Regions from separate parts of the Homo sapiens genome. Here regions 1 and 3 are each linked to region 2. A link is a loop called in an ENCODE intact Hi-C map of the cell type or tissue named here. Cell type or tissue: heart left ventricle. All regions are shown on one strand.

Evidence for each region. A loop is a pair of places that touch in the nucleus more often than their neighbours do. Peaks named below come from ENCODE experiments on the same cell type or tissue, not always from the same donor. Only the 100,000 strongest peaks of a DNase experiment are listed, where the experiment ranks them.
Region 1: a loop joins it to region 2, with 5 times the contacts of the local background. A loop is called at or near these places in 12 of 110 quality-filtered maps.
Region 3: it touches region 2 in a loop (4-fold over the local background); 23 of 110 quality-filtered maps call a loop at or near these places.

The regions. Positions count from the first base shown.
Region 1 is chrX:13,253,432-13,255,931 of GRCh38, reverse strand. No RefSeq gene overlaps it. Among named protein-coding and RNA genes, the nearest start is that of LINC02154, 49 kb to the left of the region's middle. RefSeq lists an enhancer at 1,500-1,619. In heart left ventricle, a CTCF peak has its summit at 1,311; no DNase peak of the experiment used is centred here; H3K27ac peaks cover 158 bases.
Region 2 is chrX:13,487,013-13,489,512 of GRCh38, reverse strand. No RefSeq gene overlaps it. Among named protein-coding and RNA genes, the nearest start is that of EGFL6, 81 kb to the left of the region's middle. In heart left ventricle, a CTCF peak has its summit at 1,136 (motif pointing right); no DNase peak of the experiment used is centred here; H3K27ac peaks cover 2,052 bases.
Region 3 is chrX:13,113,786-13,116,285 of GRCh38, reverse strand. No RefSeq gene overlaps it. Among named protein-coding and RNA genes, the nearest start is that of FAM9C, 70 kb to the right of the region's middle. In heart left ventricle, no CTCF peak of the experiment used is centred here; no DNase peak of the experiment used is centred here; H3K27ac peaks cover 1,035 bases.

The sequences.
Region 1 (2,500 bases), 230 kb after region 2:
GTGGCTCACACCTGTAATCCCAGCACTTTGGGAGGCCAAGGTGGGAAGATCATTTGAGGCCAGGAGTTTGAGACCAGCCTGGCCAATATGGTGAAACCCCATCTCTACTAAAAATACAAAAATTAGCTGGGTGTGGTGGCACACACCTGTAATTCCAGCTACTCGGGAGGCTGAGGCAGGAGAATCACTTGAACCCAAGAGGCAGATGTTGCAGTGAGCCAATGAGCCAAGATTGCACCACTGCACTCCAGCCTGAGCAGCAGAGTGAGACTTACTCCAAAAAAAAAAAAAAAGAATCCAGGTTTGAGATCTCAATTGCCAGCTCATCAGGGTGAGGAGGTTACTGGGTCCAAGAGTCCTAGAACTCAGGGGAGAGGAGTTGGGAAAATAGGTTTGGTAAGAAGACAGATAATATTTGAAGCTATAGAGAAGTGAGTGTAAATGGAAAAGAATTGAGAACTTTATACTCTTGGCAACTCTATAATTTCGAGCTCCATTTTCAACCCCACCCTGCCACAGATTAGAGGCAACACATTAGAAATGGAAGAGGCTAGCGGAGACTTAGACTAGCTTGATTTAGCAGGAAACCCAGTTAAGTTTGAATTTCACATAAATAGTGAATAATTTTTAACTAAGTATGCTTTGGACATACTCATTTTGTCTCGCAATCCTAAACGGAGACCAACACCAGGGAAAGACGGCAATGTTTGATGATCATGATGTGTGCCTTGAGACACAGCAGATGAAACAATGCTTGACACCTTCTTTGAGAAGATGGGCAAATGTGCAGCATGTTTGAAAATGTATTTCCAAAATGAGATGTGTGACAAAGAGTTAAACATCCCTACAACAACCACAACCACAACCACCCCTGAAGAGGAAGCCTCAACCTCCCAATCCTCTATGCTAGCTACAAAACTATAGCTGAATTTTCTGGGCAACTCCATAGGCCTAAGGGACAAGAAAGCACCTTAGCAGATAGAAGATGTGAGAGCCCATTATTATAACTGGACAAGAAACTCAAAAGCTACAGTAGCTTTTATTGTTATGGCACAAGACACTTTAGAAACAGTTGATTTAACAGTTACTTTATGTTTTGTAGGTGAAGAAACTAAGACCTTGTGATGAGGTGTGCAAACAGTGGAGCCAGATAAAACCCGGGTCTTTTGACTCCTAAGCATAAACTACTCCAGGATTCACCAAGTGTGGGACACAAAATGAGAACACATAGAATATCATGGCCCTTGAGTTAAGCTGTCCTGAAGAACCCTGCTAGGCCATGCATGCTGAGTCATGCAGAGGGGGCCCCCAGGTGGCTCAGGGCAGTGTTCATTGCCTAACCGGCACTGAAGTCCTGTACTTCAATATTTTATCATCCAGTCAGACATGCTGGTGCTTACGAGCTGAATACTGACCTTGTTCCCAACCTATCTTCTATCATGCCTTCTTTTTGTAGGGTCTTGTCTCCTCTTGTCACAAAAACATAGAAATTTCTTTCCAGCACAAACTACCTAAAAGGGAAGGATAAACCAGATTGTCTGCTCTCTTAAGCATTTGTAGACAGACAACTTTTAAATAGAAGTGCATGCATGAGGTTCTAAAAGCTGTACAGGAACAGCAAGTCCCAGCCAGAGATCCTTCTAGAAAGAGAAACTCAAACTCCTGCTGTGACTATCGAAAATGAGAGTGTGGGAGATTTGGCTGTTGAGAGAAAAGCTGGTATCTTTGCTTCAGGTGAAATCGCAAGATTATGAAGTAAACTTAAAATAATCATAGAGTTGCATCCTCTAGCCTGGCTGGTGAAGTATGTTGAGTGTAGATTTAAGGAAGAAAGCTATGGAGCACACTTTGAGTGGCAAGTGTCTAATGAGTGTAATGACTGCCTAGAATATTTCATTTGTATTATCCTTGAATACCTAATCTATGGACTACACATATCATTTGACCCTAATACAAGCCTGATTTTAAAAAAACATAACACATATTATGTCTAGACTACAATCAAGCTTAAAAGTTTTACAAATTCCCTGGTTTTACTGCCTGTAAGTATGTATTTCTAAAATCTCACTTTAGGGAAAGGAAACTGGCGGAGGTGGAGTGGGGAGTGAAGACAGGAGAGTGTCTTTCTCTGCTGTATAGGAAATGGTTTGGTTTAATCTGAAACCACAATCACCATTTTATTCCATGAATCCCCAGTGCTCCTAGAACACTAGATCTTTTTCTTTCCAGTGCCCCTTCCCTACTGCAGTGGAAACTCCACCTGATATTCTTACCACCACTCTTTGTTCTTCTGCTTACTTCTGCCCACCCCTATCGTGCCCAGTTTGCATCGTTTTGTTTTCTTGCTGGAAATAATGAACTTCCCATTTCCATGCTACAGGTTGATTCTCTTTCATTTCTCAGTAGCCTTCACTTCTGTGTGTCATGGTTGGTTGCTTTCCCCCTACCTCAGGGTGCCTCTCTACCCATTAGGGACTAGAGTTCAAGTTTAACACTTTGC
Region 2 (2,500 bases):
GAATTCAGCTATAAAGAGGCTATATAACAAAATGCCTTATAAAGTACAAGGTATGACTTTTGTAGAAGATGATAAAAACACTTTTGAAAGTAAAAACTAGGGAGAGAACAAATACTGAAGCATTAATATCGATGTTGTTTGCGGCCTTTCATTTCCAGTCATTTCCATTTGCAAAGTATTAATTATAACCGTGATTAAGTTTGCCTTGTAGATTGCATTTGGATGAACTCTAAGGCAGATGTGCAGATTCATTATTTTATATCTCAGTTAATTTACATGTCCCTAGGAAAGCACATTAAATCATACAACTCATCTTTCATCAGAGTTGAACACTTGTATTTATTTGTTTTAAATTCGTATCTTCATGCAAAGCCATTGCCTTCCATCTCCCTAAGTGAGAACTGTATTTTATTTTTCTTTCCCAAAGAAACAAACTCAGGAATCTAATAATGAACCCAAATTGGTTTACTGGGAAAGGACAGGGAAACAAATGGAGATGCTGTCCAAGTATGCTGCCACCCAAGGAGAACCCTGCTCCCAAGAAGTCGTTTTATTTCTAAGCAAATTGTCCTGAATATATAAAGCTCACAGGCCCTCTTCCAAACCACAATTTTCTCTCAGCAGGACATCTGAAATGGAATTGTGATTGCTGCCTGTGCTATCCCTCAAGTCTCTCTCATCCGACACAGAACCCAGCCTAGTTAAGACGGTCAAAATCCCAAGTTTGGCTTCCCTATTTAATGTGTAAAATGTTTCCTTTTTTGTTTTTTGTTTGTTTGTTTGGAGATGGAGTCTCGCTCTGTCGCCCAGGCTGGAGTACAGTGGCACAATCTTGGCTAACTGCAACCTCTGCCTCCCGGGTTCAAGCGATTCTCCTTCCTCAGCCTCCCAAGTAGCTGGGATTACAGGTGCCCACAACCATGCCCAGCTAATTTTTGTATTTTTAGTAGAGATGGGGTTTCACCATATTGGCCAGGCTGGTCTTGAACTCCCGACCTTGTGATTTGCCCGCCTCAGCCTCCCTAAGTGCTGGGATTACAGGCCTGAGCCACCGTGCCTGGCAAAAATGTTTAAGTCTGATTTACATGGAGCTGGAACGTTTCCTTTGAAATTAAAAACCAAAAATCACAGATGACAGCAGAGGGCACCCTTCCCTCTCATATGCAGTTGACACTCTCACCACCTGGGGAAAAAGATTTTGTTTTTCTGGGTTTCTTGGGGTTGACAATGGACACACACTCCAGTTTGAGATGACACACCCGTTACTGGTTGATCCTGTCTCTCCCCATTCCATTTTCCTTTCCTCTCTGAGCTGACTGACCTTATCTTTGGGGAACCACAGAATAAAAGGAGTGGTTGCCGGCAGAATCCCTGAGGAATGTATTTTTTTCTGTACAGCTTGCAATGCTCCAGAAAGGACTAGAAGTCTTGCTTCTTTGTGGAGGCCTAAATGCGTAGTTGAGATTTGTGTTGGGTCCAGTCCCCCAATTATATTCCCCTAAGGGAAAGCAGACAGGAAGCTATAAAATTCAGAACATTCATGCCCTTAGCCTCCATTTCTCATTGTGCAATCTCCTTGTTTGGGACCCACACTGTTCCTGCTGTCAGCAGTAATGAATGCACACAGCACATGTTGGGGTCAGAATGAAGGATACTTGAGAAACATCAGTTTAGAGAATCGTGGGTGAATGTTAGCCCACATAATCTCCCCCAACAGAAGAGCTGTTTCAGCAGCAGCTGGGAAATGCAGTCAGCATCATGGCTAGAAGGAAAATGAGTGAAATTATTACAGAAAAATGGCAGATTCTAAATATTTTCCTACGAGTCCTTTAAGAAGCAATGCATATGAAAACATTTACTTCTTGGGTCAATATTTTATATTTAATCTAGATAAAATGCCTACTTCCTTTATCTGACTCTCCATTGTTTTTCACGATTGTGGTTTTGATCTGGACTTTTCATCCTGCCCCCAATAGCCCTACAAAGAGGGCTCAAGATTGCCAAATAAGGCAATAGGTTCCTGCCCATCACCACATGTGGTCATGGCTGGGCTATGTGTGGAGGCAGCCAAGGAAACAGGAAAACTACAACCTTTTTTGGAAAGTCTCCTGTCTTTCTGCCTGGAGAAACGTGAGAATTGCTTCAGTGACTCATTCCCTCAAGGTTGTGGGGAGGATGAATTTTGGCTTAAATGCCTTTTAATTTGCAGGTTTAATGGTGAAAGTTACCAATCAGAGCAGGGTATGTATTCATCATCATTCATTTAAAACCTTTTCTTTAATTTGGAGAGCCACCACGTAAGAAATGTTTTGAAGGTGAAACCCCGTCTCTACTAAAAATACAAAAAATTAGCCGAGCGTGGTGGCAGGTGCCTGCAGTCCCAGCTACTCAGGAGGCTGGGGCAGGAGAATGGCGTGAACCCAGGAGGCGGAGCTTACAGTGAGCCGAGATCGCACCATTGCACTCCAGCCTGGGTGACAGAACGAGACTCCGTCTCAAA
Region 3 (2,500 bases), 370 kb after region 2:
CCCTGTCTCAAAAAAAAAAAAAAAAAAAAAAAAAAAAAAGAAGAAGAAGAGGGAAAAAAAAGAAATATATGAAGTAATTGGAATTCCTCTTGCTAGATAGGGATTTTCTTTAGGTTATAAACAAAAAATAACAATCCCTTTGAAGCCATATTTTCCGAAGTCATTATCGTTTGTATAAATGGTATACCCTTTGATGGATTCTTCAACAGATATTAATATTTTAACTATTGTTTTCCACATTGGTGCTTCAAAAATAAGCTATTCTTTTGCCCACTAAATACCATTTCCCAAAGCAAAAGCAAACAGACAAATTCATAACAAGGTGAAAATGTCTGTAGCAAATCTAGTCTTCCATCCAAAGAGAAGTGGCAGCTTTTATGAAATCATAACCTTCTCCCTTTTCTTGAAGAAAGGAAATTGCTCTGGGTCAGCAGGTGAAGAAATGGATACTCTCCCTTCTTAACTTACAGAGTTAACCAGCAATGTACAATTCAAAAAAGGGAGGCACTGACTGCTGACAATGGTCAATATAAGCCTGTGTAGTCCCGTAGGCCTCTGGGAATAATTAGCTCAACAGTGGACTGTGAAACACACACTGCTTCCTTCCTGGTGAGTTCTGCTCTGAGCTCCAATTGCAGCCCAGTTGTCACCTATGGAGGAGGACTGGGGACATGTTATCAGGAAACTACCAGTAAGTAAAGAGGCAGAACTCTTAGGAGCAGGGTGTGATGTAAGGACTTTTTGGCAGGTGACCCTGTCCCTGCTATTTCTACCTCAAGTCTTTTTCTGTTGTCGTTTTTAACTGAGCCCATGAGCTGTAAAGGGTAATCAGGGATATGGACAGATGTTATAGAAGCTTGTAAGAAACTCTTTATCTTTTTTTCCCTCATTTGGTAATACTTTTGGGCTTGTCTGAGAGGCAGCTGAGTTTTCTCTCAATCAGATTGTCAAAGCCAAAATAAAGTATAGAGATGAATCTCTAAATTTAACATTTTATTTTGGGAAGCAGGGATTGCAGTTTGGGGCATACACACAGACTGGGTGGTCTTCGGTATGTCTGAAGAACAAAGAGAAGGTTGTGAGTTTTATTAGAAAAAGAGATGCTAATGTTACATTATCATTTTGAAAGAAAGCTTATTGGCACTAGAGAAGCTTTTGGGAGCTGGCAAGCTCTGATTGGTGAGTGGATGTCTGGGTGTTTGTCTCCTCCAAATCTTGTGTTGAATTGTGATCCCCAATGTTAGAGGTGGGGTCTGGTGGGAGGTATTTGGGTCATAGGGGGCAGATCCCTCATAAATGGCTTGGTGTCATCCCCTTGGTGATGAGCAAGTTTTCACTCAGTTAGTTCCAGCAACATCTGGTTGTTAGAGAGACTATGCCCTCCTTCTCTCTCTCTCTCTTGCCATGTGACATGTCTGTTCCCTCTTTGTCTTCTGCCATGAGTAAAAGCTTCCTGAGGCCTCACCAGAAGCCAAGCAGATGCTGGTGCCATGCTTGTACAGCCTGCAAAACCATGAGCCCAATAAACTTTTCTTTATAAATTACTCGGCCTCAGGTATTCCTTTTTAGCAACACGAAATGGACGAATACAGTGAGTGACTGTGGTAGGTAAAACCAGGCTTGGAGTCACAGCAGGTTGCTTCAGCAGCTGCTAGGTAAAACTGCTCTTCAGGTTTCAGCTGGCTGTTTCAGCAGCTGGGCTTGTAGAAAATTCAATTCTTGGAGCAGGGGCTATGTTCCCCAAGTTCTTTTTCCCCCTGGCCCTTGATGCTGATTTAGTTGGGCATGACAAGAATGACCCAATTTGTATAATCAGCTTTCACAAGATATCGCCTCTTACACGTGGCTGCAAACTGGCCATGTGGAGCACTTGCCCAGCCAGTTCTCACCATGTCATATGGATATTTTTCTAAATAGATTTTATTTTATTTTTGAGATGGAGTCTTACTCTGTTGCCCAGGCCAGAGTGCAGTGGCACAATCTTGGCTCACTGCAACTTCTGCCTCCTGAGTTCAAGCAATTCTCCTGCCTCAGTCTCTTGAGTGGCTGGGATTACAGGCGCCCATGACCAGGCCCAACTGATTTTTGTATTTTCAGTAGAGATGGGGTTTCACTATGTTGGCCAGGCTGGTTTCGAACTCCTGACCTCAGGTGACCTGCCCACCTTGGCCTCTCAAAGTGCTGGGATTACAGGCGTGACTCAACCACATCTGGCCCTTAATTCCTTGTTCTATGATTATAGCAGCATAGGTCTATTATAAACATTTTAGAAAACACAGGCAAGCATAAAGGAAAAAATATAAATCAGCTACAAATTAAAAGCCCAGTATAAACTCTGCTAACATTTAGTGTCCTTTCTTCCAATCTCATTCCCCAGTGTGTGTGTTTTTTGTTTTGTTTTGTTTTTAGTAAATACAGGTGTCTTGCTATGTTGCCCAGGCTGCCACAGTGGTCTTGAATTCCTGGGCTTAAGCAATTTACCTCAGCCTCCCAAAGTGCT